Regions from separate parts of the Homo sapiens genome. Here region 1 is linked to region 2. The links are chromatin loops, found by intact Hi-C in ENCODE. Cell type or tissue: MCF 10A. All regions are shown on one strand. Each heading gives the region's core, and the rest is flanking DNA. Links, peaks and the distances in the headings are about the cores only.

The links. Peaks named below come from ENCODE experiments on the same cell type or tissue, not always from the same donor. Only the 100,000 strongest peaks of a DNase experiment are listed, where the experiment ranks them.
Region 1: a loop joins it to region 2, with 20 times the contacts of the local background. A loop is called at or near these places in 2 of 110 quality-filtered maps.

The regions. Positions count from the first base shown.
Region 1 is chr10:128,654,076-128,669,459 of GRCh38, reverse strand. No RefSeq gene overlaps it. Among named protein-coding and RNA genes, the nearest start is that of LINC02667, 250 kb to the left of the region's middle. In MCF 10A, for the core only: a CTCF peak has its summit at 8,591; no DNase peak of the experiment used is centred there.
Region 2 is chr10:128,260,858-128,276,241 of GRCh38, reverse strand. No RefSeq gene overlaps it. Among named protein-coding and RNA genes, the nearest start is that of LINC01163, 17 kb to the left of the region's middle. In MCF 10A, for the core only: CTCF peaks have their summits at 8,059 (motif pointing left) and 12,153 (motif pointing left); DNase peaks (open chromatin) are centred at 8,061 and 12,151.

The sequences.
Region 1 (15,384 bases), core at 4,380-12,379, 390 kb before region 2:
TTGATAGGGAGCATTTTGTTTAGCATTTTTGCATCTTTATTCATGATAGATATAGGTCTGTAGTTTTCTTCCTTTGTAATGTCATTTTCTGTTCTTGGTGTCAATGTTATGCACATCCTGTAAAATAATTTGAGAAGTATTTATTCTTCCTCTATTTTCTGAAGAAATTTGTATAACATTTATATTATTTATTCCTTACCTGTTTTATACAATTTGCCAGTGAAGCCTTCTAGACCTGGCGCTTTCTTTGTGAGAAGGTATTCAATTACAAATTCAATGTCTTTAATACATATAGGATTATATTTATTTTCTGTTTCTTCTTGAGTCACTTTTCATAATTTGTATCTTTTGAGAAATTTGTCCATTTTAACTAAGTTGTCAAATTTATTACTATAAAGTTGTTCAGATTTTCACCTGTAATTTTTTTATATGTGTAGGATTCACTTGCATATGTGTAGGATATATCCTTTCCCTCTTTCTTTTACTTTTCTTTTTTATCAGACATGGCCTTGTTCTATTGCCCATGCTGGAGTACAGCAGTACAATCAAGACTCACTGCAGCCTTGGCCTCCTGGGCTTAAGTGATAGTCCCACCTCAGCCTACTGAGTAACTGGGACCACAGGTGCATGCCATCATGCCCAGCTAATTAAAAAACAAATTGTAGAGATAGGGTCTCACCATGTTGCCCAGGCTGGACTCAAACTCCTGTGCTCTAGCTGTCCTCCCGCCACAGCTTCCCAAAATACTGAGATTACAGTTGTGAGCCACCATGCCTGGCCAAATGTCCTTTCTTTCATTTCTATTACATGTAACTTTTTTCCCCATCAATCTAGCTAGAGAGCTGCCAATTATCACTATTTCTAAAGATTCAGCTTTCGCTTAATCAATTTTCTTTATTATTCTTCTGCTTTCTATTTTACTGATCTACACGCTTGCTGTTATGATGTCCTTCCTCTACTGCACTCTTTGATATCTAGCTTCTTAAGTTGAAAGTTAGGTTATTTGATTTTAGGTCTAACATAATATTTAAATCTATAAATTTCCCTCTAAAAAAGACTTTACTCATTATTCTGATTTTATTTCTATTCAATTAAAAGTACTTTCTAATTTTCCCTTTGAATTATTTCATTAACCTTTGAATTATTTAGAAATATGTTATTTAATTTCCAAATATTTGAGGATATTTTCAGGTAACTTTCTGTTAATGGTTTTTACTTAAATTCTATTGTGATCAATGAACATATTTTGCATATGTTTAAAAATACATTTAATTTTCAACATACATTATGTTTAAAATTTTAAAACTACATTAAATTTTATTTCCAGCCCCATTTATCGTATCTCTTAGTGAATGCTGCATGGCACTTAAAGAAATATATATTTTGCTCTTTGAGGGTGAAGTGTTCTTAAAATGTCAGCTACTAGGTCAAGTTACTCATTGTGTTGTTTGAATCTTTTAAATTCTTGCTTGTTTCTTTGGCTTGCTAATTCTATCAATTACTGTGAGATGACTATTGAAATTTCCCACCATAATTGTGGCTTTGTCCATTTTTCATTTTCTTCTGTCAGGTTTTGCTTTTTATATGTTGAAGTTCAGCTATTAGGTGCATACACATTTAGAACTATATGTCTTCCTAATAAATTAAGCCTTTGTCATTATAAACTTAACCATGTTGCTGCTAATATACTTTGTTCTACAGGCTACTTTGACTGATATTAATATCACCACTCTGTCTACACTGCTTATCTGAAAACAGTTGTTTCACTTATTCTGTCTATTTTCCTATTTGTTTATGGCATGAGAGAAATGTCAATCCTAATACATCTCTTATGGCCTGAGTGAAAGTCCCCATGGTTCTTTCAGTTGCGTTCTGATAATTTAATATTACTTTCCCAAATTTTCAATGCCCTTAAGGAAATGTCTCTGTATATTTATATGTAAGTCAGTATTTTAAATTATTTCTAGTAGTGGTATTGGTTCAAATGAACCAGACTACCATTACTAAAAACAAACTTTCTTTACGATGTTAAAAATTCTTTACTGTTCATATAGTTTTATCCTGTTTACCCAGAAATGCCCATTTGTGTACTTGTTTCCTTGATTAATTTTGCCCAAATATTGGCTCTTTTATTAATCATTTAAAAGAGCCAAGTTTTGATTTTGTTGATCTCTCTATTATATATTCTAATAATTTCCGCTCTTAACTCTTATGTCAATTTTTCTCCTCTTGTTCTTTTTCTAACTTCTTGAGTTATCTTTTATAGGCTTGAAAACATGAATTTCTATGTAAGTATTTTTTCACAGTAACCCACAGGTATTATTATTACTGATATATATTTATATGCAGTGAAATGCTCATACCATAAGTGCACCATTGAATAACTAGTAAAAGTGCATATTAATACTATACTTAGTAGATTTCTATCACCCCAGAATATTCCTCTATGCCCTTTCCCAGTCAACAGCTCGCAAGTTCTGACATGTAGAATTTTTATTGTATCTCAGTTCCAAATATTTTATAATACCTACTTTGATTTCTTTATTGACACATGAATTATTTAGATGTATATTTTTCAGTATTTGGAGTGCAGGTTTTCCTTTGGTTCCTTATTTCTAATTAATGTGGTTTAGTCAGAAAAAATGACTAATATGATACGAGTTACTTTTTGAGACTTAATTTATGGCTTACTGCATGATCAATTTTCGTAAATGGATCATATGTTCTTAAAATAATATATAGTTTCTTATGTTGCATGCAAGCATCTAGATATGTTTATGACACAAAGACCAGTCATTGTGACATTAAAATTATCTGTATTGTTAATACTTTTACCTGCTTGTTCTTACCAATGTCTGAGAGAAATGTACTATGATCTTGGGATTTTCTGTTTTTCTTTGTAATTCAGCCAATTTTTACTTTATGTATACCTACAGACAGGGCATCAGAAGCATTTATGTTCAATATTGTTAACTTTCCATTTCACAACTATTTACTGAGTTCCTACCATCTGCCAGGCACTCTCTAAATAACAGGTTTATGGCTGAAATACAAGCCATAGATGTCCCTCTCTGTGTGAAGTTTGAATAATTATTATCTTATGCTGGTGATTTTTCCCTTACAATCATTAACTACAACTAGAAAATACTAATGGTTTCTGTATTTAAGACTATTCTGTTAATATCACTGCAACTGTTTTCTTTCAGTATTTTCCTAGTGTATCTTTTCCCAACCTTTTATTTTTAATATTTCCATAGATTATACCTTAGATGAATATTTAAAAAATAACAATTAGATTTCTATGATGTAGTCCTACAAATTCCTGTTTCTTGAAAACTTTAATCCATCTAAAGATGCCAGTGGATAACATTTCTTCCCACTCTTTCGATTTCCTGAAGAAATGGGCAATTCACTGGGCTGCCTCGACAAACCTAACAACATTTGTTATCATTACTTACGTATTTGGATAATTTCTACTATATTTCATATTATAAATAAATATCTATGTTTCCCTAGAGGCTTTCCTCTTATCTTACATTGGATTTACAATTTTTGTACTCTCCATTTTTTTATCTTTACTCACTTCCAGAATCTTTGAATAGTTTTTATTTGCTATTATCTTAGTGGACAGCCTTAACATTTTGATATGCATAATTGATATATAATATCTAAAATTTATCAATGTCTCTGGTTCTCCTTAGAGAGTATAAGACCTTTTACTGAGGTCACTGTCAATAACTTCCATATTAGTATTACATTGTGTTTTTGTACAACCTTTTAATTTATTTTTTATTTTTAATTTATAAATAATATAAGACCTTTTACTGAGGTCACTGTCAATAACTTCCATATTAGTGTTACATTGTATTTTTGTACAACCTTTTAATTTACTTTTTATCTTATTTTTAATATATAAATAATAATTGTATAAATTCATGGAATACAATGTGATGTTTTGATAAATGTACACAGTGTAGAATGACTACATCAAGCTGATTAACCTATCCATCACTTCACTTACTTATTTTTTTCTAGTAAGAACATTTAAAATATATCCTTTTAGCAATTTTGAAATATATGTTATTATTAACTATAGTCTCCAGGCTGTGCAATGAACCACTAAAACGTATTCCTCCTTTTTTTTTTTTTTTTTTTTTTTTTTAAGATAGAGTCTCACTTTGTCATCCAGGCTGGAGTGCAGTGGTGTGATCTCAGCTCACTGCAACTTCCACCTTCCAACTTCAAGCAATTCTCCTGCCTCAGCCTCCTGAGTAGCTGGGATTACAGGCATGTGCCACCACTCCCAGCTAATTTTTGTATTTTTAGTAGAGATGGGGTTTCACCATGTTGGCCAGGCTGGTCTCAAACTCCTGACCTTGTGATCTGCCTGCCTTGGCCTCCCAAAGTGCTGGGATTACAGACGTGAGTCACCACGCCCGACCTAGTCCTCCTTTCTAACTTAAATTTGTACACTTTGACCAACAGTTTCCTTCCCCATTCCCATCCCCCAGCCTCTGGTAACTTCTACTCTCTGCTTCTGTGGGTTTCACTTTCTCAGATTCCACATATAAGTAACATTGTGCAACACTGATTTTTTTCTGCCTGGCTTATTCACTTATTGTAATGTCATCCAGTTTCATCCATGTTGTTGTAAATGCCAGGATTTTCTTTGTAAACAGTGTGTAGTATTTCATTGTGTAAATATACCACATTTTCTTTATTCACTCATCAGTTGATGAACATTGTGGTTGCTCCCCTATCTTGGCTGTTGTGAATAATGCTGCAATGGACAAAAGGGTGAAAATACCTCTTTAACATTTCAATTCAACTGATTTTCTCTTCAACTGATTTTAATTCCTTTGGATATACACCCAGAGTGAGATTTCTGGATCCTACTGCTTTTCATAATGGCTATGCTAATTTACATTTTCACCAGTAGTGTGCCAGGGTCCCCTTTCCTCCACATTCATGCTAAACACACTAGTTATCTTTCATCTTCTAACAAGTATGAGGTGACAAAACTCATCCTGGCTTTATTTTACATTCCCCTGATAACTAGTGATGTTGAGCATTTTTTCATATTTCTGTTGACCATATGTATGCCTTTTTTTAGAATGTTGGTTCAGATTCTTTGCCCATTTTTGATTCAGTTATTTGTTCTCTTGCTATTGAATTGAGTTTCTTATATATTTTGTATATTATTCCTTCATCAACTGTATTGCTTGCAAGTATTTTCTCCCAATCTATGGGTTGTCTCTTTATTAATTGTTTCCATTGCTCTACAGGAGTTTTTCACTTGATACAATCCCATTTGTCTATTTTTGCTTTTGTTGCCTCTGTTTTTAGGGTCTTATCCAAAAAATCATTGCCCAGACCAACATAAGGGAGCTTTTCCCCTGTTTTCTTCTAGGAGTTTTACTGTTTCAGGTCTTAAGTTTAAATGTTTCACCCATTTTGAGTTAATTTTTCATATGGTGTAAGCTAAGGATCCAATTAGCCTCATACCAAAGGCAAGACAAGGACACTACAAGAAAACTACAGGCCAATATTGTAGATGAGCATAGATAAAATAACCCTCAATAAATACTAGCAAACTGAATCTAGCAGAACATTAAAAGAGTCTTTTACCACGATTGAGTGGTATTTATCCCTGAGATGCAAGGATGGTTCAATATAAGCAAATCAATGAATGTGATGCATAATATTAACAAAATGAAGGACAAAATACACATGATCATCTCAATAGATGAAGAAAAAGCACTTGACAAAATTCAGCATCATTTTATGATAAAACATCTCAACAAATTAGATATAGAATAAATGTACCTCAACACAGTAAATGCTATATATGGCAAGCTGACAGCCAACATTATATTCAATAATGAAAAATTGAAAGCTTTTTCTCTAAGCTCAGAAACAAGGCATGGATGCCCACTCTCACCTCTTCTATTCAATATAGTACTGGAAGTCCTAGACATAGCAATAAAATAAGAAAAAGAAATAAAAGGCATTCAAATAGAAAAGGAAGCAAAATTGTCTCTGTCTAATGATAACATGCTCTAATATATACAAAACCCTAATGATGCTACCAAAAAATTGTTAGAACTGATAAATGAATTCATTAAAGTTACAGGATACAAAAACAATGTATAAAAATCAATTATGCCTCTATATACCAACAACAAAACTATCTGAAAACAAAATTAAGAAAACAATCCTATTCACAATGCATAAAAATACTTAGTAGTAAGTTTAAAGAAGAAGATGAAAGATATGTAACCTGAAAATTATAAAATATTGATGATGGCAGAAAAATATGAAAATATATTCCATGTTCATAGATAGAAATAATTAATATTGTCAAAATTTTTATACTGTCCAAAGTGATCTACAGATTCAGTGCAATCCCTATCAAAATTCAAATGTCATTTTTCATATGACATTTGAATAGAAATAAAAATAATAATTTTTAAATTTGGATGGAACTAGAAAAGACCCCAAGTAACCAAAGAAATCTTGAGCAAAAGAACAAAGCCAGAGACACAGTATAGGATTTCAAAATCTACTACAAACCTTCAAACAACATAGTAATTCAAACGACATAGTACTGGCATGAAAACAGAATCATTAACCAATGAAACAGGATATAAAACTGAGAAATAAGCTCACACATTTATGGTAAACTGATTTTTGACAAAGGTGCCAAGAGTACACAATAGGGAAAGAAACATTCTCTTCAATAGATAATGTTGGAAAAACTGAATATCCATGTGTAATCGTTCTTTTTTGTTGTTTTATAGCAAGAGCTTATCTAGATTTACAGCAATTTAACTTGGTGACTCGTCTTTATATTGACTTCCTTCTAGTTTCCTTCTTCCTATTTTATGCTCCTGGTTCTTAGAATGAAATTCCCAAAAGAAGTATTTGAACATAAATTTTCCCCTCAGGCTCTGCTTTGGAGGGAACCCAGGTCAAGATATAATTATTGCGAAGAAGAGGAATTAGATGTTTGAGAGGAGAGTTAATTTTTGAAATTACTAATGTAGACAGAATGCTGACGGGAGAAACACAAAAGATCTTATAACACAACTAATGCTAATGTTGGTGACCTTGACTTCAAGGTAACACAAACTACATTTTGGTGTCATTTCTTTCACTAGCCTTCAGCTGCTCAGGTATAAGCACTGAGATGGTGGCAGCTGGTCTGACTGAGATTTGGAAGATTTGCCAAGAATGTGTGATTAGCAATGGGTCATGGTATTTGGGGTCTTTGGAAAGACAGTGATTTTTAAAGTGGACCTTAAAGTCTACCTTGCAGAGAGAAGGAATTAAAGAGAAGAAGGAGGGTGCTGAAAAAATGAAGAAAAAGTAGAGAGATCAGATTCTAACAGTCTTGATGAGGGAGAAAATCAGTGCAACTGGTTTGCACAGTCCTGGAGACTCCAGGTGTCAGGGCATGAGGCATAAAGTCCAAGTCCCTACGATACGATGGGCTGTAAACAAGATAGAGTACATGAAATCCAAAGCAGTACAGCATCTTGCTATAGATCAAACCACAGCAAAAGCCCAGAGGCTAGCTGGCTGGCAAGGAACTATTCAGATAACCTCTCAAAGTCTCCTCCAAGTGCGCAAAGAGTCTACCGATTTTCAAATGCCCTCTTTTTTTTTTTTTTCATTTTTTCTTTTTGTTTCTGCTATCTCAAGGTCTCATTCAAAAATTTAGCATCCAAACTTATTTTTACCAAAGGAAATTTTCAGCTGGGCAATCAAATTCCTAGGTAGGAAATTACATAACTTTTCTTAGTTCACACATTGCCCTTTATGATGGTTTTGAGAAGTAGTAATAAAATTTTATTTCTTTGCACTTGGCTTATAGGAATCAAAATTCCCAAGAGGAAAAAAATAATGGTAAAAAAATCCACCAGAGGGATCTTAGAGTTGGCAAGTCTCCTTGGGATTCTTTTCTCCTTTCCCGCCCTTTCTTTGTCTCTTTTTCTTTTCTTTCTCTCTTTTTCCCATCTATTTTTCTGTCTCTCTTTCGCGCTTTCTTTCCTTTCTTCTCAGAAATCAGTCCTCAAAGTATTGTTTGGTTTCCATTTGTTTTTACAGTAGTAAATATTTTATTACTTAAAAAGGGAAGCAGTATTTGTTCTTAATTGTTTTTGATTAAATATGCTAATTACATTTTGGAATACTAATGACACACACAGTTCTAAATGTTTTAATAATGCAGTGAAATAAGATGGCAAAATAACAGCAAATTAACCTGAATTGACTACATAGCTTTCCTCATTTTAAATTGTAATAATACAAAACAGAGGGAAAAAAGTCAAAATTGTGTCATCTAATGCAGAGGAAAAAACTTTATTAAACATTTTTGGAATTTTAATGTATTTTCTCCCTAAAATAGTTCATTGTGAAACTTGTCTTTTCTAGAATAACAGCCTAGGGAACAGCCATTGGTTGTATTTGTCTGTCAGAATTCATGCTTCTGAAATCAAAATACCATCATGTTCCGCTGGGTGGTGACCAGAGCCTCCTCCTTTTGCCACGTTCGCATCAGAACACAGAAGAGAGTGTGAAAGGCAGGCCCAGAAACGGTGTGCCCTCCAGCCCAGGAAGTCGGCCTGAAACAATGATCAATGTCTCTTTGTATCAATCCAAGTTATGCCAGTGTCAGGGAGAAAGAGGTGAGGGAAAAATATTCATCCTGAAGCCCATTCATGTTTATATTGGAGACTGTTAAAGATTTTCAATAGGAGTGAAGCTGTGGTTTAGTCTATTTCTGTATTGTCTTATGAAGGGGGAACACATCCAGGGATCAGCTCCCCAGGTGGGGCTGTCCCCGTCAGTGACACAGTGACAGCAGTGGCCCCAGATGAGGGCACAGGGCTGCCTAGGAAGTGGCCTTGCCTTTATCACATATCTCATGCATGTTCATGTGGAGACATGAGAATATCATGATTTTGCCTCCCAGGGAACATTGGCAATATCTGGAGACATTTGGAGTTGATACAGCTGGAGGTGCTGCTAGCGTCTGATGAGGAGATGCCAGGAATGACGCTAAAAATCCTGCAATGCACAGGACAGTTCCCACCACAAGGAATTATCCCACGCCAAGTGTCAACTGTGCAGCCAGTTGGGAAGCCTGCTGTAGATTCAGCTCCCAAACCACATCCCAGGTGGGACAGAGAGGAACACACTCAATGGCAGGGGAGCCCCAGCCAAATGCAGCACTCGGGAGCTCCATAGGACAGCTGGCCCCTTCCTTCAGCTGAAATTGCTACGGAGAAGAAAGGACAAGAGGAGCAAAGAGAGGGGGCAAGAAAAGAAGGGGAGAGAGAGAAGGGCCAACCATCAACAGAAACAAACCAACCAGTTGCAACCCATGTATCTTATTTATTTGATTTTGATCCTGAATTGAACAATAAACCATTAAGTATATATGAGGTGGCCAGGAAAATTTGAACTCTAATTGGATATTTAATGGTAGTATAGAATTTTGTAAAGTTTTTAGGATATCGTGGATTTTAAGGAATCCTTTTTTTTTAACCAGGATAACCTGAAAAATTGATGAGCTTGAGATTTGCTTTAAAATACTCTAGAGTGGGGGAAGGTGAATGATGCAGAGCCTAGATGAAACTGGATAATTATTGTTTAAGCTGAGTGATTGGAATGTGGTAATCTTACAATTCTATTTTTGTAAGCATTTGAAATTTCCCAGAGTAATTTTTTAAGACTGTATTGTTAAAATTATACAAAGCCCATCATCAACTTCATGGACAGTCACCCAGGTGGCTGTCCCCCAAGGCTGGCTTGACCAAAAGTGGCATCTGAAATCCCAAGGCACCAGAAGACAGCAGAGTGCAGAGGCTCGAGGCTGTGAGTCAGGAGACTTGGATAATGCAGCCTGGGTAGGGTCCTGAGTTCCCCGAGCTTCCTTACACTACTGTGAAGTGAGACAGGACAGAAATTCCAGCATCCCTCACCACGAAGTCCTGAACTCCGGGACAGTGTGGATCATGGATGCTGATTAACACTGAATCCAAAGCCCTTCACGGGTGCACTGGGCTGCGCCTTCCTAAAGTGACTCTGTTGCTGGTATTCAGAGGAATAGGACATGGGGTCCCCTCTCAAAGAGCTGGAAGACCCACAACCTTCCTAGGCCAGTGCTGGAGCTCAGCAAGAACCCCAAAAGAGATGACGCCCAGGCACCATCGTGTGCCTGGGGAAAGTGCGCTGAGAGAGCCTTAGGGAGGCCAGCTGCTCTGTACCTGAGAGTTTGGTGAACCTCAGGAATGAATCTGTGGACCCTGGAGGGGGTCTGGCAGTGCCTGGGCCAGGCTCTCTCAATCTGAGAGACAGGAAAACTGAGCAACGCCCATGGGTGCTCAGCACCAGGAAATGCACCTGTCTGGCAGAGATGAGAGCTGTGTCTGGCCATGGGTAAAGCCTGGAAAGATGAATTTGAGACATGATTCTGTCATGCCTGGCATTCATCAGAAGCTCATTACAAAAAGTAAACACCTGTTACAAACATGTGTGACCTGATGGCCACGTGACTGCAACATGTCACCAATCACCAGTGGATGGGAGGCATTCCCGCCATATATATGGAACCAGATAGGAAGACCAACTTGTCCCCATTTGCCTGGGACTTTTCAGGTACTAGCACTTAAAGGCAGAGGTCACAGAAAACCATTCTGGTTTGCCCTCAGTTTCAAGCAAACTGGGACTGTTGGTCACCCTACACCCAGATGGCCTTGTGGAATGTTAGGATGTGAGCTTAAGGGCAATGTGGAGGTCCTGCCCAGGCCACTGTTGGCTCACACCTCTCAGCCCAAGGCAAGGGGGCTGTCGGGGTCTCCTCTCTGTGACTGGTGCAGGGGCCATGCTCCAGGTGCCCCAGGTGGCAGCACTTCCGTCACCAGCTCCTCCAGGTGGAGGTGACCTACAGAGTCTTCCTGGGCTCCAACTCCAGTGGGTATGCTTGTTCTCCAGGGGCCCTCCTGAATCTCCAGTGATTTACAGGTGTTTCTGTTGTCATTCCGGATAAATATTCATTTTCAGTTCTAATTTTGTATCTTTTTCTTTAAAAGGGCTGCCCAAATTGTATACAGTATAGGCCTCACTAAACCTGGACCTGCCTCTGGGTCTAGGGCAGAGGCAAAGGATTTGAACTTGGGAGTCTGTTGGAGCCCTGACCTGGCCTGTGCTTCTTAGAAGTCTCAAACACATTCACCCAGCTTTATTCAGTACATGGAATACAAATTGTTTCAACTGCAAAATTAAGGACATTTTTCTGGTTGGACATGAAGGTTCCTTTTTTTTCTCGTTGAAGTCAAAAGCTCCTTTGACTTTGTTCATCAAGCTCTTATTGAGAAAGGCCACACTGTTAAAAACCTTCAGCTGCTTTCAGCCGCAGTAGAGCCAGCCCCAGGTTGGGGCTTTCGAGAGGGACCCTAGGACTGAGCTGCATGCTAGGCAGCAGCCCAGCCCAAAAGGAAGGTCTGAGGGAAAGGGCTGCCAGAGTTTTCCTGGGGAATGCGGCAGCGTGAAAGCTTTCATTCATACATTGCCCAACAGCCCCAGCCGCCCCTCGAGACTCCTGTGGCACCTGAGGTGTTTGCAAGGTGCCAAAAGAGAAGACACACTCCAGTTGCGACAATAAAGCAGCCCTTCACAAGCGCACCCTCTGTGATTTGGTTACAAGGCAAACACTCCCACGGTCGTTCCCTGCAAGCCAGCTCTCCCTCTTCCCTGGGATCTCCCCCTCCCCCTGGTCCCCAGCGTGAGCGGAATGACTTCTAAAGAGAGAGCAGTCAGCACATATCCTCAGCAGGCCCCACCATGGAGCCCTAGAACTAGGGGAGACCCCGTCTCTCCTGAGCTGTCAGGGCAGCTGGGCAGGAGACAGGGACATGGGAGGAATCGGGATTTCTGTCCCAGTCAGGTTGTTCTGGGGACCCAAAGTCTGTGCCTAACACATTTGACCCTGTGCCTGATCCATGGTGGCCTTGAATTAATATCAGCCACAAACGCAGCTGCTCTTCAGACCTCAGTTTCCCTGAAGGTCAGAGTCTCTGGGACACAGAAGGTGAGCTGGAGTTAGGACTGCCCTACTTCATTGGGAAGAAAAAGGAGGGGTGCAGGAATGGGCAGGGGTGGCCATCAGGTTATGGCTTCAAACTGACCACGTCTGTGCCAATGCAGAGGAGACTCTGGGGCAAAGATTGCAAAGTGGTGGAAATGACCCAACCCTCATGCCATCGACTTACTGGGTTCCTGGCTGGGGCTACCTCTAGAAGAGCATCACCTTGGCTCCAAAATTGAGGCTGACCTTGAAGGAAGAACTGGGGGCTGTTGGGCAATCGTCCTTGAAGAGCAACTGGGTGGTGTGTCTGAGTCAGTCATCAACACCTCCTTTGCACGATAGGAATAAGAACTACCCGTAAGTGGGTTTTAGGATTAAGCCAGTAATACCTACAGTACACATGGCCCAGAAGAGGCCCTCCGTACAAGCAGAGCTGGCTATGCTGAGTCACAAACACCAGACTTTTCTGAAGAAATAAACCCATCAGAGGGAGATAAATCCCAGGTATTATTGTGGGAAACCTGGGACCTGCAAAAGGAAGATCTTGCTGATCAATTAATCCGAGGATCATTTTTAGATGAAAACCTCTGCTCAGCTCTTATTGTTAATATCTTTGTAAAACCCTCATGGCCCATTTTTGTCTGAGCACATGCAGTGGAAGGACCCTCTGTGTCCCCTGCCAGCCCACACTCAACTAGAGGGTAGGTTGATTTCCCTCTGACACCCCCATTGCGACTTCCATTGTGATGTGCACTGCACTTTGAATTCCAGGCGTGCAGTTAGTTCCATGGGGACAGAGACCTTTGCCTTCCTCTTCACTGTTACATTCCCAGGGCCTGCCAGGTGCGTGCACCTGACAGATCTTTCTTGAATTGAGCTGATCTTAACTGGAATTTGTAAACGCGGCCACAGCTGCCTCCTTAGAACATTGCTGACTCTGAAACAAGACTGGGAAAAACCTTCAAATATGGAGATCCCTGAAACAAAATGGCTAACTAAAAATAGAAGAAACACTTCTTGACTCTCTGAAGTCCGGTCTACCAGAAACCCATAGCAACCGTGCGCTTAACTGTGGAATGTGGAGAGTGTTCCCACCAAAGTCAGAACCACAAAGGAGTGCCTGCCCAGTAACTCATATTTTAGTCATTATTGTTTTTTCATGAAGATTCGAATAATCAGCTAAAACAAGAAAAATTACAAAAAGTTAACATTAAAACCTTAAAAAGCATAAAACTCTTACTTTGCAAATGATATAACTGCCTGCTTAGAAGTCTAAATATTCATAATAGCATCAAAAAGAAAAATATTCAGAAATAAATTTAACCAATGAACTGCAAGGACTTTACACCGAAAAGAATTGTTTAAATGATTTCAAATTTTATTATAGAATAAAGGGTCTGTTACACAGGTATGTTGCAGGTCTGTTACACAGGTATGTTGCATGATGCTGAGGTTTGGAGTACAAATGATCCTGTCATAGATCCCATTCCCCTTCTTCCTCCCTCCTCTGTCTGTTGTCCCCAGTGTCTGTCGTTCCCATCTTAATGTCTATGTGTATTCAGTGTTTAGCTCCCACTTATAAGTGAGAGCATGCAGTATTTGGTTTTCTGTTCTTGCATTAATTCACTCAGGATAACGCCCTCCAGCTCCATCTATGTTGTTGCAAAAGACATGATTCCATTCTTTTTTTTAAGTCTGTGTAATATTCCATGGTGTATATATACCACGTTTTCTTTATCCCATCCACCACTGATGGGCACCTAGGTTGATTCCATGGCTTTGCTATTGTGAATAGAGCTGTGATGGCCATAAAAGTGTATGTGTCTTTTTGGTGGAACTATTTGTTTTCTTTTGGATATATACCCAGTAATGGGATTATAGGATTAGATGGTAGTTCTGAGTTCTTTGAGAAGTCTCCAAACTGCTTTCCACAGTGGCTGAACTAGTTTGCATTCCCACCAACAGTGTATAAGCATTCCCTTTTCTCTGCAGCCTTGCCAGCATCTGTTATTTTTTGACTTTTTAGTAATCGCCATTCTGACTGGTGTAAAATGGTATCTCACTGTAGTTTTGATTTGCATTTCTCTGATGATTAGTAATGTTGAGTATTTTTTCATATGTTTGTTGGCTGCTTGTACATCTTCTTTTGAGAAGTGTCTGTTCATGTCCTTTGCCCATTTTTTAATTGCATTATTTGTTTTTTGCTTGTTGATTTGTTTAAGTTCCTTGCAGATTCTGGATATTAGACCTTTGTCAGATGCATATCTTTCTAATATTTTCTCCCATTCTATAAGCTGCTTGTTTACTCTGTTGGTAATTTCTTTTGCTGTGCAGAAGCTCTTTAGTTTAATTAGGTCCCACTTGTCAATTTTCAGATTGTTTATTGCTAGTATATAAAAGTACAACTTAATTTTCATGTTGATCTTGTACCTTGTGACATAGATTATTTATTAGTTCTAGTGAGTTTTTAGTAAATTCCTTACAAATTTTTATGTAGAAGATTGTATTGTGTGCAATAAAAGAAAGTCCTATTTTTTTTTAAATCTGGAGGATTTTATTGTGCCTTCTAGCATAATTTCCCTGGCTAATAATTCTAGTACAATGTTGAGTAGAATGTTAGAAGTGGAAATTATTGTCTTGTTCTTAAACTTGCAAGTAAAGCACTCAGTTTTTCATTATTAGGTATAATGTTAGTTAGATGTTTTCACAGATTACTTTTAGCAAGACTCAGAATTTTTATCCTATTAGTAGTGTGCCAGAGGTTTTATTACAATGGATGTTGGATTTGTCAAATGTTTTTCTGTGTCTATTGAAATGTTTTCTTTTGTCATTTATTAATGTATAATATGTAATATCTTGATTGACTTTTGGCCATTAAGGCAACATTGCACTTGTGAAAATAAAATCTTACTTGTTCAAAAAAAGTCTAGATATTATCAACAAAAACTAATATTAATGCTAATAAGCTATTTTAATATTAATTTTGTACTAAGCTCTATCCCTTTCCTTTCTTGTATGCAATCATAAACAGAGGTGAAGCCCTGAGTAGTAAGCTGTACTGCCTCTCTACAAAACACAGAAGGAAAGGCTCAACCTCATTGGTAAACAGAGAAATGAAAATTCTATACATAAGGAGCCCATGGTCTTTGCCTCTCACATTGACATACCTTTTAATGTTAGGGTTGGGACAATATAGAAAATGGGTGGTTTTCATACCATTAGTGACAGTATGCAATTTTGTACAACTGTTTGGGAAGGCACATTTTTGAATGAGCATATTTTATAATCAG
Region 2 (15,384 bases), core at 4,533-12,532:
AAAGGTGAACAAAATGGACCTTTGTATGTAATCATCCTAATGACCCTGGCCTTCATATTTAAAATGTCATTCAGAGATAGTTTCGGGTTGGCAGCTGCTGATGGAAAAGCGTAATAAATAATCCTACTTCCATTTGCACACAAGCCCTGCATGCAGAATCTGCTCGAAGTGCATTTCCAGCAGAACACCTTGGGACCCACTATTGGAATGCCACCCCATTCGACGCCAGGCACCCGCTCATCAGCTTCCAGGAGGGAGTGAAGAGCAGCTAGCCCAATTGGAGCTACCAGGGAATTTAGGAAGACAGAATGTAATTACCTGAACTGGAAGCCGGCCAAGGCACTGGGGCTGTTCAAAAAAAAAAAAAAGTCAAGGAAAAAAATACCCTTAATTCTCCTAGCTGATAACAAAAGCCAAATGTGGGCTTTCTTTCTGTTTATGACTCGGCACCATGGGGTGTTTAAATCATCACCAAACAATAAATAAAAATAAAACTTCAAATTTCTAGCAGGCCCCTTCCAGGACACACACCACTGCTCACTGCAGACTCCTTTGTCCATGTGTGGAGTGGGTGCCGTGGCGGCCGATGGCAGGTTCATTTCCTTTCCCTTTCTCGCTCAGAGCTCGACAGCGGGTTCTGCCCACTGGCCGACCATGTCACTCTCTCCAAAAAGCAGAAACCTTATCAGACGCCACCGGGCGGAGGTCAGATATTGTTTCAACCATTTGCAGAGCTCATTTTTTTTCCTTTGAAAACTGGGCTTCATTCTGATGTAATGAAGTGAATAAAATAATAATAATGCACCAGGGATATAAAATTTTATAGAGACCTTTTGCGGGGAAGCCTTGTGGTTTTTGTTTTGTGTTTTTTTTTCCAAGAGGAAAGACATGGGGAAAGGAGGATGGAGAGAGAGAAATTTGCCTCAGAAGGACTGGAGGTCGTCTACATGCTGAAAATATTAATCAGTTGGCTACAGAACCCACTGGAGAGGACGTGGCGCCAATAACGTCCGCAAGCGTGCGAGGATGGTTTCCTCAGGAAGATCTGTCATGCTCTTAACTTCATAAAAAGCAGAGGCGCTGTTGCGGCTGATTCAGAAGACTTGCACAGCTCTTGGCTTCCCTCCCTGCCAGAGCACAGTCAACTGCTAATGACCCGCTCCTCTCATAATTGCACAAGTTGTCAACATGAAAATTCCAGTTAAGCTTATGGCTTGTGGTTTTCCCTGGAAGGGAAAACAAAGGAGTCCAACATGACACCTCAAACTTTTGGGGGGAAATACATGGCCCAGTAGACCAGAGTTATCCTAGTAAAACCTATTACACAAAGAAGTCCAGTCTACTAATTCATTTTTAAACTGGAAAGGCCATTTCTTTTACATCCTGAAAACAGTAGACTCCAATAAAACTAAAGTGGAAAATTTACTATTTCATCTGATTACCTACATTTCCATAATGTTGAAAATCTCAATCATTTCAGAAATAGTTTTTTTTTTTTTTGCTTTTTTCTCGGCAACCTATCTGCACATTACTTTTAAAGAGAAAAAAATATGATGTCCATAAATTCTAAGTGTGAAACAAATGGGGGATGGGGAAGGAACAAAAGCAGAAAAACTAGGAGCTGTCTAAGGCATCCCTGTGAATGCACGCTTTGGCTTATTTCCAATGCAAGGAATGCCCATAATAACTAGATTAACCCCCCAATCCTCATTGTTCAATTTTGCACAACTATAATTATTTCTATGATCCTTGATTGGATTAGTTTAGAATTTTAAAGCAAAATGCCTTTACTAATATGTTTCTATTTCTACAAATCTATGTTTAGTAAAACAGGAAAAAGCAGGTTTCACTCTCAGCTTAGAGTCTGACTGCTTACTTGTTTAGGGGGTGTGATATTTTGGTAAGCTTTGGTGAACTCTTGCTGTTGCTGAGTGAACACAGTTGAGATCCACTGGGAAGGGAATGGTGACCTCTTTCACGGGTTGTACAGGCAAAGTGGGGATCAGAGGAAAGAAGCCTCTGAATTTTTTCTGATTCGTCTGAAGAGCTGCTGCTTCCTGGACTCTGCCACCCTCCTTCGGACTTGAATCTTTAGGAAATGGAACACTCACACCCACAGCCATGACATTTGTTTTCCAATTGGTATATAAAGTACCTAGCCCAGCACAGCCACTGATAGCACTGGCTTCTTCTTGCCTTTGCCCCTCCGGGGTGTGTTTTTGGTGTTTTGGGGTATGTCTTCTTTTCCAGACATAAGAGCCCCAAACATGGGTGACCCCAATGACACAGACCTCTCCCCACTTGTGTGAAATGAGCAGCAAATGAATCTAACAGACACCCCAATCCACGCCAACTCCCATAAAATCAGGGTGTGAAGCATGGGGGAGAGAGGGATTCTTATTAATAATTCATTCTGAGCAACCCCCTGGAGCAGTTTCACTATGATATGCTATGCAGAATGCTTCAACACACTAATTAATATTTTCAAAGTGTTCCATGGGCCCCTTTTAAAAGCATTTTTGCCATCCATTGAATGTTCTGCATTATAAGTAAAAGATCAATGCTGTCCCCCAATCCTATTCGTGTGCTGTCTAACTAAAATAGGACATTTGGAGTCAACATAATTTTTTTTTCTCCTTTTAATATCCTTCCTCAAGTGTTGGGCTGGAAACCGGCTTCTCTTCTGAGACCAGCTGTTCTTCCCAATGGTAGCAGAAAGACACAGGCCAGGGAGTCATCCACGTGAACTGCCCTGAGCATGGCGTCGCCCCTGCCTCTTATCGCTCAGCCTAATGCCAGGGACAAAGACTTGAAGGAGAGGGTCAGGTTCCTTCCAAGGCAAGTGTCCCCAGGAGTGGTGGCAGGAAGATCACTCAGAAAGGGGCCTTAGCCCAGAGCTCCACGGGGCCTCGGCTCTACCTTGCAGCTGAGCTTCTGATGGACAGACAAACACAAGCAGGAGACCCGGGGTAGCCCCAGCACTCCCGGGAGCTGACCACTGTTCAGAGACAAGACCTCCCCTGCGCAAGACCATCAGGGATGGAGGCTGCATCCAGACTCTCCTGGAGCTCCTGCCCCTCAGTATAGTTTAGGGTATGAAGGCTCATCTGCTTGCTTGAGGACCAGACTGGCCAATTGTTACCTTTCACGGGCAGAAGCTGCCATGATCTCTCCAAATGATACCTCAGCTTCACTGACTCTGGCCACACAGCCAGCAGAGGTGGTTAGAAGTTTAGAACCCCAAAGGCTTGTCCCCTCAGAGGGCAGCAGACGGTCACTCTCCATGTGCTGATCTCAATGATTCTTCCTAAATGTTACCTGGAAACTATTTCTCAATTCAAATCAATGGTGCCTATTGATCCTGGCAATTTAAAGAATAGGAAAGGAGTAACTTTTGCCCTTTACTCTCTTGCACTCAAGAAAGTGATTTAGAGAGTCGAATAGGTCCACTTGGAAATAACCACTGGACAACGTAAAGAATGATCCCACCCAGGAGGCCTGCAGCGTGGTCCCTGAGGGCTCTCGGGGACCCATGAACAGGTTCCCTTCCCTCCCTTCCCAGGCCCGGGGGCCACGCTGCCCTCTGCCAGCTGAAGGGCAGAGCCCCCAGGGAGCACAGTGTCATTGGGATTATTTTCTCATGGACGTGGAATCCATGTAACATAATATTAACCATGTTAAAGTGTGCGGCTCAGTGGCACTGCTTACATTCTCAATGTTGTGCAACTGTCACTCCAAACATTGTCATCACCCCTGAGTAAAACGCTGGGCGCAGGAAGCTGACCCTTTCCCGTCCCTACAACCCTTGACAACTATTCATCCGCTCTCGGTCTCTATGGATTTGCCTATTTTGGATGTTTCATATAAATGGAGTCATACAATTTGCAGCCTTTTGTGTCTGACTTCTTTCACTTAGCACAATGTTTCAGAGGTTCATCCATATTGCAGCACGTACGAGTGCTTTATTCCTTTTTACAGCCGAATAATATTCCATTGTATGAATATACTGTTTTTTGTTATCCATTTATCTGTTGATAAACATTTGGGTTGTTTCCACCTTTTGGCTATTGTGAATAGTTCTCCTGTGGACATTTGTGTACAAATATCTGTTTTATTTTTAATTATTTGAGGGCATATACCTAGCAGTGGAATTGCTAGGTCATATGGTCATCCTATGTTTAACTTTGTGAGGAGTTGCTGGAGATTCTGAGGTAGCTCTGCTCTGTGAACAAGTGCTCCTCTGGGCAGATGGGGCTTGCCAGGGGCAGTGAGGAGAGGTGAAAGACTCTGTGTTGCTTATATGCCATTGAGAGGTTTATAGGTGATTCTCTCAAAGAAGTGAGTCCCCCAGATACACATGTAACTCCCAACCGCATAATTCCAAGTGACTTTTTTTTAGTAAAGCTGAGGAAAAGAGGAGAGAAATTAATGTAACTCCTCTGGGATTAAACTTATGTTATCAACAGTTTCAGATACAAATTCCCCACCCTGACATATAAGATCCTTCACAATGGACCTATACAGCCCTCAGCTTCCTTCCTTCCAGACCACCCAGACACCCTTGCAGACCCACCGGACATAACCACTCACAGATCTCTAATCCCCTATTCGCTGACCTTAGGCATTTGCAAATGCTGTTGCCTGTTCCAAAATGCTTTTCCCTTCTCTGCCCCGAACTCACACCTCAAAAATCCCTACAAATCCTTCTTACAATATACACTTAAGACCCAACTTCATCCATTAACCACCCCTGACCACCCCAGATACCGTCCTTCTCCCTTGGACTCCTAACCCATCATGTGGGAGATTCCATGGACTAGAATCACTATGTAACCCTTAGTATGTCCTGCATTCTGGAGGACAGTGTAACCTCCCTGAGGGCAGGGGCCATGTCCGATACACTTTGTATTCCCATAGCACATAGATCAGTATCCTACACATTGTAAAAGGCCAAGAAATTCCTCTCGATTATTGGTTAGGAAGAAGTGGAAATCAGAACCAAAAATCATGAAACAGCAAAGTTTGAAAAGGACCTCAGCAATGATGTACTTCGACCTCTTGTGGTAGCAGTGACTGTGGACATATAACCCTTTAGCAGGGCAGAGGCACAGCTGGAAGAGTCCAGGCCTCTGAACTTCCCACCCTGTACACTTTGTAGAAATAAGGCTCTGAGAAGGTCTGCACTCATGAAATCAATTCAAATGCATTTGACTTGTGCTTCCCAAAATATACTGCGTTATGGAAAACTCCCACTTGACCGCAGACACCTTCTAATACCTTGGAGCAGTAATGCTCTGCAAACACAATTAAGGCAAAGCTAGTTGAATGTTATCTGTAATAACATAGAACAAAGTAGTCAAACCAGAAGGTAAAATTATGCAGTTTGACAACAGTGTATTTGGGCTGAATATCATTTCTAGTTGGTCAAGTGAAGTTGATTATAAAACTAATAGAGAAACTCTGGAGAGATAATTGCATGACATTCTTGAAGGTTAAAAATTTTCTATTGGATTGGAAAAGGGGCTAATGGAGTCTAAGCCAGAATCCTAATCATCAAAACGAAGCTTTTGTAAATTCAACTGTTGCTTTTCAGATGAGAAAACTGAGACTCAGGGCACAGATGTGCCCAAGATGTTCCAGGCAGCAAGACCAGAGCTGGGCTCTCTTTACCTCTTCATCGTGGTAACACAGACTGGGAACATGGGCTTGGAACCTCAGGAGGCTGACCAGAGTTCAGGGATGCAGGAGGTCAAACCTCAAGACTCAGCATCCAGATTGTGTTTGAGCCTGAGAGGCAGGTTACCAGGAAGGCAGTGCCACCTCCTTTCCACGGCTATGCCTTCTTCAGGCCTCATTTGGAGACACCAGGTTATGAAAAAGAAGACAACATCTACACCCCTATCCAAACCAGTAATACAGACCCTTGCAAGAGACGATCAATGAGTGATGACAGAAGGAGTCAATTTCACCTTTCAGAGTAGGGGTGCAGTTAACATTCAGAGCAGGAAGGAGAGCAGACTGGACCTGCCTGGTTCTGCCATGACCTTGCTGCTCTATCCTCACCCCTTACACCCTGTCCTCCTGGATCCTTCTATCGAACAGAACCCACCCACCATGGAGTCTGCCCTAGCAGTAGCAGAGGTGATTTTAAGAGCACCAAGTGGCCGGGCGCGGTGGCTCACACCTGTAATCCCAGCACTTTGGGAGGCCGAGGCGGGCGGATCACGAGGTCAGGAGATTAAGACCATCCTGGCTAACACGGTGAAACCCCGTCTCTACTAAAAATACAAAAAAATTCGCCGGGCATGGTGGCAGGCACCTGTGGTCCCAGCTACTTGGGAGGCTGAGGCAGGAGAATGGCGTGAACCCAGGAGGCGGAGCTTGCAGTGAGCTGAGATTGTGCCACTGCACTCCAGCCTGGGCGACAGAGCAAGACTCTGTCTGAAAAAAAAAAAAACACCAAGTGAGTCAGGGTTCCCCTCAGAAACTGACAGGGTGGTCGGGCTCCGACAAGAGCTTTAGCCACAGCACTTGCTTACATAGCAAGAGCCACACAAGTTGGCTTACAGTGGGCCTCAGTTTCCACTAATTCACTCCACATGGGTCTCTAAAAGATGTGGGTCCCTATTGTGCCTTGGGAGGAGGCCCTGGATACCAGAGGAACTCGAGGGCAGAATGATTTCTGAGGCCAGGCTGGTAACATTCCAGTAAATATCAGAGATGGAAAGGGGAGGAAGGTGCATTGCCAGCGCTTGCCCTGTGCAAAGCACCATGCACCTGCCCAGCTGCATCTTGGAGGGCATTTATCATCCTATTGACTGGTAAGCTCAGAGAGGTTAAGCAACATATGCAAGGTCAAGCAGCAAGCAGGTAGTGGGCCCATATTAGAACCCAGATCCATGGAGCTCTACAGCCACAGCTGGGTCCAGTGTCCGCTACTGTCTTAGAGAGCACTGGGCGGCGGGGAGCTCTTCAAACTGCCCACCTTTGTGGCCTGATATATACATGTATGTACAAATATGTACACAGTCATGTGTGTGTATATGTGTGTAATATGCCGAAATAAAGTTTCAAGACACAGCTCTTATTCTTACTACATGCTATGAATTCTCACATTTTCTTACCTGTTCACTTTCATTGTGGGACCCACGATTTGAAACATGAGTTGGTCCTCCACCTTCTTTAACAGAAGCTGAACTGAGGTCCTGCTGAGCAGTGGACACCGGGCACTCTGACCCATCCCCCTTGCCTCCATGGCCTGGGTTCCTGGGTTCCTAATCCCCCCAGGTCCTCCAGGTCATCAGAAATCCCTTCACTTTGAATCTTGAGTCACAAGATGGATGATTTGTCACAAGGGGCTGACCTGACCCCACTGCTTTCCAGCGCACCTGGCTCTGGCCCTGGCGGGTCCCCTCCCTCAGAGGTTCACAGGCAGACAGGTGGCTAATCATGTCTGGGGTGACCACATGCAAGAGGCCACTCTCTCCTGCCTGCATTTGGTCCTGGTAAGGCCTCCAAGGAAAGGGCGCAGATGTGCTCAGTGTCCTAGCCCACTGGAGAGGACCAGGGATCTTTCCAGACTCCCAGAGGCCTCTCTATGCCCTCCCCTTCGCTAGCACAGCTCTGAACCAGCATCAGGTAAGCAAATGCAGGACCCTCCCTCAGACCGGGGCCGCACAGCAGGACGCAGCCCCTTTGCCTGAGCGGTCCGGTGGTGTCTGGCAGGTCAGAGCCGCTCTGTGCCCCACCTGCTTCCTTCTTCCCTGTTCAGGAAACAAAGCTCGAGAGTCCAGCTGCACGGGGGACTCCGTGAGGACCCCACGGGCAATTCCTAAGTTGGAAAGCAGCAGCTCAGAAGGGCAGCGGGGTCTCTGGGAGTCCTGATTGCCCAGGGGGAGAGCAAGGCTGGACTCCCTCCATCACGCTGAGGGCACCAGGAAAGAAGGCCCTCACTTTCCTGCCTCTTCCCGCCTGCTCTGCAGCCTCTCCAGGAGGAACCCTCGGGGTGGAGCGGCGCATTCACTGCACTGAGCCCCCGACTCTTTTTAAAGCTTAAGAGCGCCATCTTGTGCATGACAGGAGCAACCGCGGGACACCAGTTTCCCAGCGGCTGAGCAGAGGGAGCTGCCTTCCCTCCTTTCTTTCCTTCTTTCTTTCTCTCACTCAGTGAGGCTTCGTGGCCTCTGCAGGGTCCCCTGCAGCCAGAATGTTCTCCGGCTTGAGGTGGGGCATGCAAGACTGTCCCCACCACCCCCTCCTGGGTGGCTTTGCTTTGTGTCCACCCGGCGGGTCTGCAGCAGGGGTGGCCTGTTCCTTGCTCCCCACCACCGACCCCACCCCCAACCCCCCACCTTGGACTCCAGAAGGTCTGCACTGTGGTAAAGAAAACAAGAGGCAGTGAGTGAATGAGAGAAAGAAGGAAGAGAAGGAAGGAGAGAGGAAAGGAAGGAGGAGGAAGGGAGGGAGGAAAGAAAGGAAAGAGGGAGGAAAAGAAAGAAAGGGAAGAGAAGGGGAAAGAACAAAACGAGGGAAATGAAAACATCGTCTGCACTTGGCTTTCATTCAGAATGTTCTGTGGGTACAGAAAATGTGGTCCCTCTGGGGACTGACACAGATAAAGGAAAACACTGAAAAGTACCCCAAGTCTCCACCTGGCTTGTTTGGGTGAACGGGTCCCCTCAGAGCCTCAGTTTCCCTATCGGTAAAATGAGAAACTTGGGGGGTCATCAGATTCCACCCCGGTGACCTCCTGACGCTGCTTTCACCCTCCAGCACACCAAGCCTCCAGACCTCGCTGCTAGGCTCACAAAAATGCCTGCTTTGGGCCGGGCGCGGTGGCTCACGTCTGTAATCCCAGCACTTTGGGAGGCCGAGGTGGGCGGATCACGAGGTCAGGAGATTGAAACCATCATGGCTAACACGGTGAAATCCCGTCTCTACTAAACATACAAAAAATTAGCCTGGCGTGGTGGTGGGCGCCTGTAGTCCCAGCTACTTGGGAGGCTGAGGCAGGAGAATGGCATGAACCCAGGAAGCAGAGCTTGCAGTGAGCCGAGTTCGTGCCACTGCATTCCAGCCTGGGCGACAGAGTGAGACTCCGTCTCAGACAAAAAAAAAAAAAAAAATGCCTGCTTTGAATTTCAACTTTTTTCCTCTCTGAATTCTAGATTACAATGTTTTCAAGTAGGAAAAAAAAAAAAAGCAGAAAAGAAGAAACCAAAGGAGAAGGACTGAGGGTCCAAATGGTTTTGTAACCAGATGAGGATCTTCATCTCTCTTTTGAAATAAAAATGTAAGGAAAACATCAGTTATGGTACAGGGAAACCAAATACTGCAGAGAGAGAGAGGGAGAGGGCAGCTGTCTCCATCCGGCTGGCTGTGGTCACTTTACTGACACACAAAACCATCCACACCCCAGCTCACCCCAAAGTTTTGGGGGTGGAATAAGGGCATATTGATCAGTTACAGGCAATAGATGGAAAGGCCGTACCCCCACGAAGTTTATCATTGTTTATCAAAAGCCTAAATAATAATAATATCCACTCGCATATGCACATCTATTTCTAAGGTCTTGGAGGGCAAAGGCCTTGTATTTGATTCCTAACTTTCTTGCTTCCATGAGAACCCAGGGATATGAAGGGATTTTTGTCTAAGGTCATGCTGAGAAGAGAATAGCCAGGAATCCTGGCTCCAGTCTCTGCCCTCATCTCCTGTCTTATAAAGTACACATAAAAGGTACAATTATGAGAAATGAGCCCATTTTGTCATGAAATTCCATATCATATCATTGCTCAGGTATTGAAAACAAGCCCAACCTGGGCTGAAGCAGACGTGGGTATTCATGGGGTCCTGTAGTCCTTCCATAATTTAAATGCTACAATGGAGTCCTGAGGTCTAACAAAACAGTATACAGTAAGTCCCCATTTGCAGCAGATTGGTTAAATGGGTGTTTTTTTAATGCAAATTAGTTCAAATTGCTATCAAGAGTAATTATTGTAAAAGAAAGGCGGTGTTTCCATCATCCTTCCCTCATTTCGTTCTTCTATAGTCTCTTTTAAATAACTTAGCCATAAAATTTCAATTGACCACTAAAAAAAAAAAAAAGAAAAGAAAAGAAAAGTGGTGCAATCAGCGGCAGAGAGAAAAGGGTGAAAGAGGTAGAAGGAGGGCCGGCCCCCACAGAGTGAGGGTCCTCACCAGCCCCCTGGCGGAGCCTCCCAGGACCCCCGGTCCTAGATGCCAGCGACCCCGCGCCCCACCGTTCGTGGGCCCCCCGCCCCCCCAACCCGGATCAATCTCTCCCCTCTACCCCGCGCCCCCCGCAGGTCTCTGAGATGTGCGGCTGCCCCGCGGGGCGACTTCCCACGCGCTCCCCTCTGCTATGGTCGGCGGTTCCTCCAGAAGATGGGAAAAAGAGGCCGAGTCCCCACGATGCGCCCCCAGTCGCCAAGGCGCGCGCCCCTTTTCCCCGGCCGCGCAGGTCCGCTGCTGGAGCCAATGCATTATAATAATATTAGGTAAAACAGCGCGAGCATACGAGGTGGAAAATTGCATCTCTTTTGTTCTAAATTTGCCAACGTCTAAATCTTAAGGGAGGTATTTTTATTTTACATATTTGTTAATGGGATCTGTTTCTTATTGCCCAAAAATGCTTAATATACAAAAGGAATCAGATTCTCTTTCTGGCCTTAATTCATCATAACAAACAGAAATAGAAACTTGATTTCAAATTTCGCTCTGCCTCGCATCTCCAATTCATATTCGCGGCACATCCATCATTAATAGCGTCTAGAGGAGCCCTTTTATTTACCTATTATGGCATCGTTTGTAACATAAAACTGTTGTGTTCTCTTTTCATTAACAGATTCAGTTGCAAATGCTGGGGAAAAAAATTACAAAGAGCCCCTTTTTAAAATGTGCACATTTATTGGGATTATTAAATCACAGCAGCTAATAGTGGTTGTCACCAACTTAATTTAAAAAGTTGATTATTACTCAAGCCCTATGTATTCCAGGCCTGATACTGTATAATTAGCAGTTGTGATTATTTAGTTAATTTGTAGATTAGGAACAAGTGTCTGTTTTGAAAAATGTGGCACTCGACCTTCAGACACAGAGAGGGACGAGCCAGCCCCTCTTACCAGGGACAAAAGTATTCTGTCAGAAAAATGCATTTTGATGCAGGTCAACAGGAAAAAGGGGACATTTTACAGATCATCTGCCTGCATCTTTCCAGCCAAAAGTCCAGTGCAAAAGCCACTCCAGAAGTGTTTAAATTAGGTGCCTCCCTGGTGGGGCCAAATCAAATCAAATGGCACACTCGGAGCCTAAACAAGTTAAAAGATGGTCCTTGTGGGTAGGAGCCACTAAAGCCATAGTAACTAGACAAAAACATCCTAGTGACCCTCGCTCAATAGAGATTCGGCCATTAAGACTGGTCCAAGGTGGAGAGCCACTGGACTTGGGAACAGACCCCATCTCTTATGCATTATTTCTATTGCCACTTTGTCATCAGTCATATGATGGTAATAAAATTTGTAACTGTTTCCCTTATACTCCCTGCGATTTACCTCATCTAATAGACAATGCAAATGCTAAAAGGCACATATACATCTTCATTATATAAGCCGGTGTCTGAGCCACTCTCCTCCAGAGACAGTTTTATTCATTTTTATACAATTTGCCTACTGTACAGTACAGATGGTTTCTATTAAGTAAAATATCTGTTTTCTTCCAAATTTTTAGTTTTCATGATTAAATTACTTTAAAATGATGGTACATTGTATTATCTTCTTTCATGACTTAATTTAGCTCAAATACTCCCAGCATAAACTGTAAGCCCAGCTTTATCCACTCAGAAAATCGGCCACATACTGTGATTTTCTGAGGGTTATTTCACCCTGACTGTGATTCCTATTCTGTATCAATTACTTTCGTTCGAGTCTTAACTATATGGATTATTTTCTGGAGATAAATTTGAATATGAATATAAATGGAAATTTTGGACTAATATTAAAATAAGATTTCTTCCCTAAGCTGTTTACAATTTGAGACATTGTTTGTCATTGTTAGTATGCAAGTTTTGCATGCTGGTGTCTCAGCCACAGAGTGGCTTGCAATTCGAAATATTCAAAACTGCTGCCCCCAAGTGGCGGGTCCTTGAGCCGTTTTCCCTTTCCAGCCTTGCTGCATGCACAGTCTGAATTTTGAAGTGGCTGCGTGCACGCTCCTATTTCAGCAGGAAGGAGAGCTTGAAGGTGCAGTCTGTAGCCCATCTTCCCACAGCCGGGATCATTCTCTGGATCTCGGCTCTACTGAACGTTGAGAGCTCATTTCTGAAGGCTTGGAACCATCAGCCTACTTGTCTCACTGTATTAGTGTGATACTAGGCAAATGTGGCCCTGGGAATTTCTCCCTTTTTTAACATTTCGCATATTCATATTTTATTTTTGCACTCACGCTTTCTAACTTTTCCCACTGGAATGCTGCCTGCAGCCAGGTCCAGTGCTGCTGGCTCCTGCCCTCACCGGCTTTTCTCAAACTTGCTCACTTCCCACCAGCCTCAATAGCCCCAGACCTTGAACACAAACCCTCCTGCACTCAAGCAAAAACACAAGGAAGGGAAAATTGCAACATTTCCAGGAGGAAAAGCAGTTTATGCTCAGGAAAGGAAGGGAGCCACCAGCAGTAGGAGAAGAAGAAGAGGGACAGAGGAGGAGAGGGGTCCTGGGCAGTCCAGCTGGAAACGGACTTCACAGCACAGTCTGGGTTCTAGAACGAGCCCGAGGAGCCCTTGCAATTTGCTCTGCAGAAGCCTGCCAAGGCTGGGAGCTGGAGGTGGCCCTCTGGAATTGATGGGTCCACCATGGGCCCTCACCTTGGAGCTCCCTCAGAGCTGTGGGGGCTGATTCCCATCACACCTTCTTTCTGTCTCTCCCTGACACCAGCTGCAGTGGCAGTGGGGCCAGAAAGACCAGAAAGTGTCTCAGTGAGTCCCCAAAGCACATGGCATGACACAGTCCTTCCAGACGTGAGGGTAGAGGAAGACCGGAGAGACTCCAGTTCTAGTCCCAGCTCCCACCTGCGACCCCAGGCAGGCCAATTAACCTATCTGGGGCTCCCTGTCTGGGGGATGTTATGAAGATCAAATGAAATAATAGGCCTGGAGAGGCTTTGAAACAGTTCAAAGTGTCTGACAGACATAAGGCATGATTTTGACTCTGAGGTTCACCTTAGGCTCATCACCAGAGCAGATCCCAGAACTGCACAGCCCGCCCCAGACCAAGAGCAAGTGAGGCCTGGGTGCAGCGACTCATCTCAGAGATAGATTTCTAACTAAAACCAGGTAGTTTGCCATGGTACAGTATCAGAAGCATTTGTTGTTGTTTGTTATTGTTGTGATTGTTTTTGAGACAAGGTCTTGCCCTATGGCCCAGGCTGGATAATGCAGTGGCGGAATCATGGCTCATTGCAGCCTCTACCTCCTGGACTCCAGCAATCTTCCTATCTCAGCCTCCCATGTAGCTGGGACCATAGGTGTGCACCATCATGCCTGGCTAATTTTTGTATTTTTTGTAGAGATGAGGTCTCACTGTGTTGCCCAGGCTGGTCTCGAGCTCCAGACCTCAAGTGATCCTCCAGCCCCAGCTGGCCAAAGTGCTGAGATTATAGGAGTGAGCCACTGCACCTGGCCAGAGGGGTTTTCTAACAAATAAATCTTGACATGAGTGAGTGTTTCTTTCTCAATGCAATGGCCCTCTGGAAGACCCCCTCTTGCACTTACGACTTGGCTGGGTGATACAATCCCACTTTAAGCCAGCTCAGAGTTTGGTTAACATGACATAAATAGATCCAAGTTAATGAGACAAAGGATGAAGGGGTGAGGGAATGCATTGTCTTCTTAATCAACTGTTTGTTTTCTTAATCAACTGTTTGTTTCATAGAAAACAAAACATAGGAGAAATCCCTACAAATCCCTACAAAAGCCCCTGCAATAGGTTTGTCCCTGCCTGCAATGCTCACCAACCAACAGGCTGCCAGGCTTGATCCAAAATGACCACCAGGACCCGCCAGTCGCATCTCTGTCAATGGGGGTAGATGGAGATGCCCACAAAGACCTGGTTAATTCTGCAACCAAGACACATCTGGCCTCTGTACCGCAGAGGGAATTAGGATTATCTGGATAATTGTCTTAACCTCTGCTACTCCTTGCTTCCTGAGACCCAGCCAGTGGGTCTGGGTCTCAACCCCACCCCCAGATCTCATGCACCCAAAGGCATCCAATACTTTCCTACCAGGTGCTAGAAAGCCAAGTCCCACAGAGGGTTATCACCCAGCCATGCACAGCCACTGAGACACAGCTCCATCCAATTAAAGAGAGATTGGGAAACAGTCAGGCCCGGAAGGATCTAAGCTCAGGCTAACGCACCTGAGAGACCCACATAAGAATCACAGGCCTGGAGAGCAATTTCTCCACCAGCCTGGTTAATCTTCCTCCTCCTCCCCCTCCCAGAAACGCCCATATGAACCCTATAAAATCATTCCACCCAAAACTACAGGCAGTTTGGATGCAGTCACTCAGCTCTTAGAAAAAATCCAAACATGCAAAGGCAGTTGCAGCAGCTTTGCTCTAGTGCAGGGACGCACACCCCAGGAGGAGGGGTACAGCAGGGTGGGCCACCTTCCCTGCTGTGGACAGTGAAAATGATCAGGAACGTCCAAAAGCTTAGAGGATTTCCTCCTTGCCTGTGCAGGAAGGAGAGGTCTTGGCAACATTGAAACATAATATTATTCCACTCAAATGAAGATTTAACTGTTCCAAAATCAATTTCAGAATGTAGGAATGACAGTAAGTAATACAATAATAAAGTCATTCAAAGATCATGGGGCAGTTAAACAATAGTCTGGGAGACTGCATTGTGTAGTCACAACGTACTTCAGAAGAGTGAATTCTTCCTTGCTTAAGAAAGAGCACTAGATTGAAAATATTTTCAAAATAAAAATCAATACGTTTCCCACATTAGTGGGCCACGTTTATTGTGTGGCCACAGGTCTGGTCCTGGGAGAGAAAATGATGTTCTGACTCTGGAGTCCTAACAAACATGGGGTCTACAGCTCACCCACTGACAAGCTGTGTAGCCCAGAGCAGCTATGGAAGTTCTTGCTAAGCCCATTTTCTCCCATGCAAAGTAGAGAGAATAATAGAAACCTTCTCATGATCCTCCCTTGCAGGGAGGATTCCAGAGATCCGTGAGGGAATGCGTGGTATCTGGCCCACTCTAGATACTCCAGAAATGGTGTCCTTCACTAGCTAAGGGGCATGCACAGAACATCCACCTGCTTCACTAGCTAAGGGTCATGCACAGAACATCCACCCGCTTCACT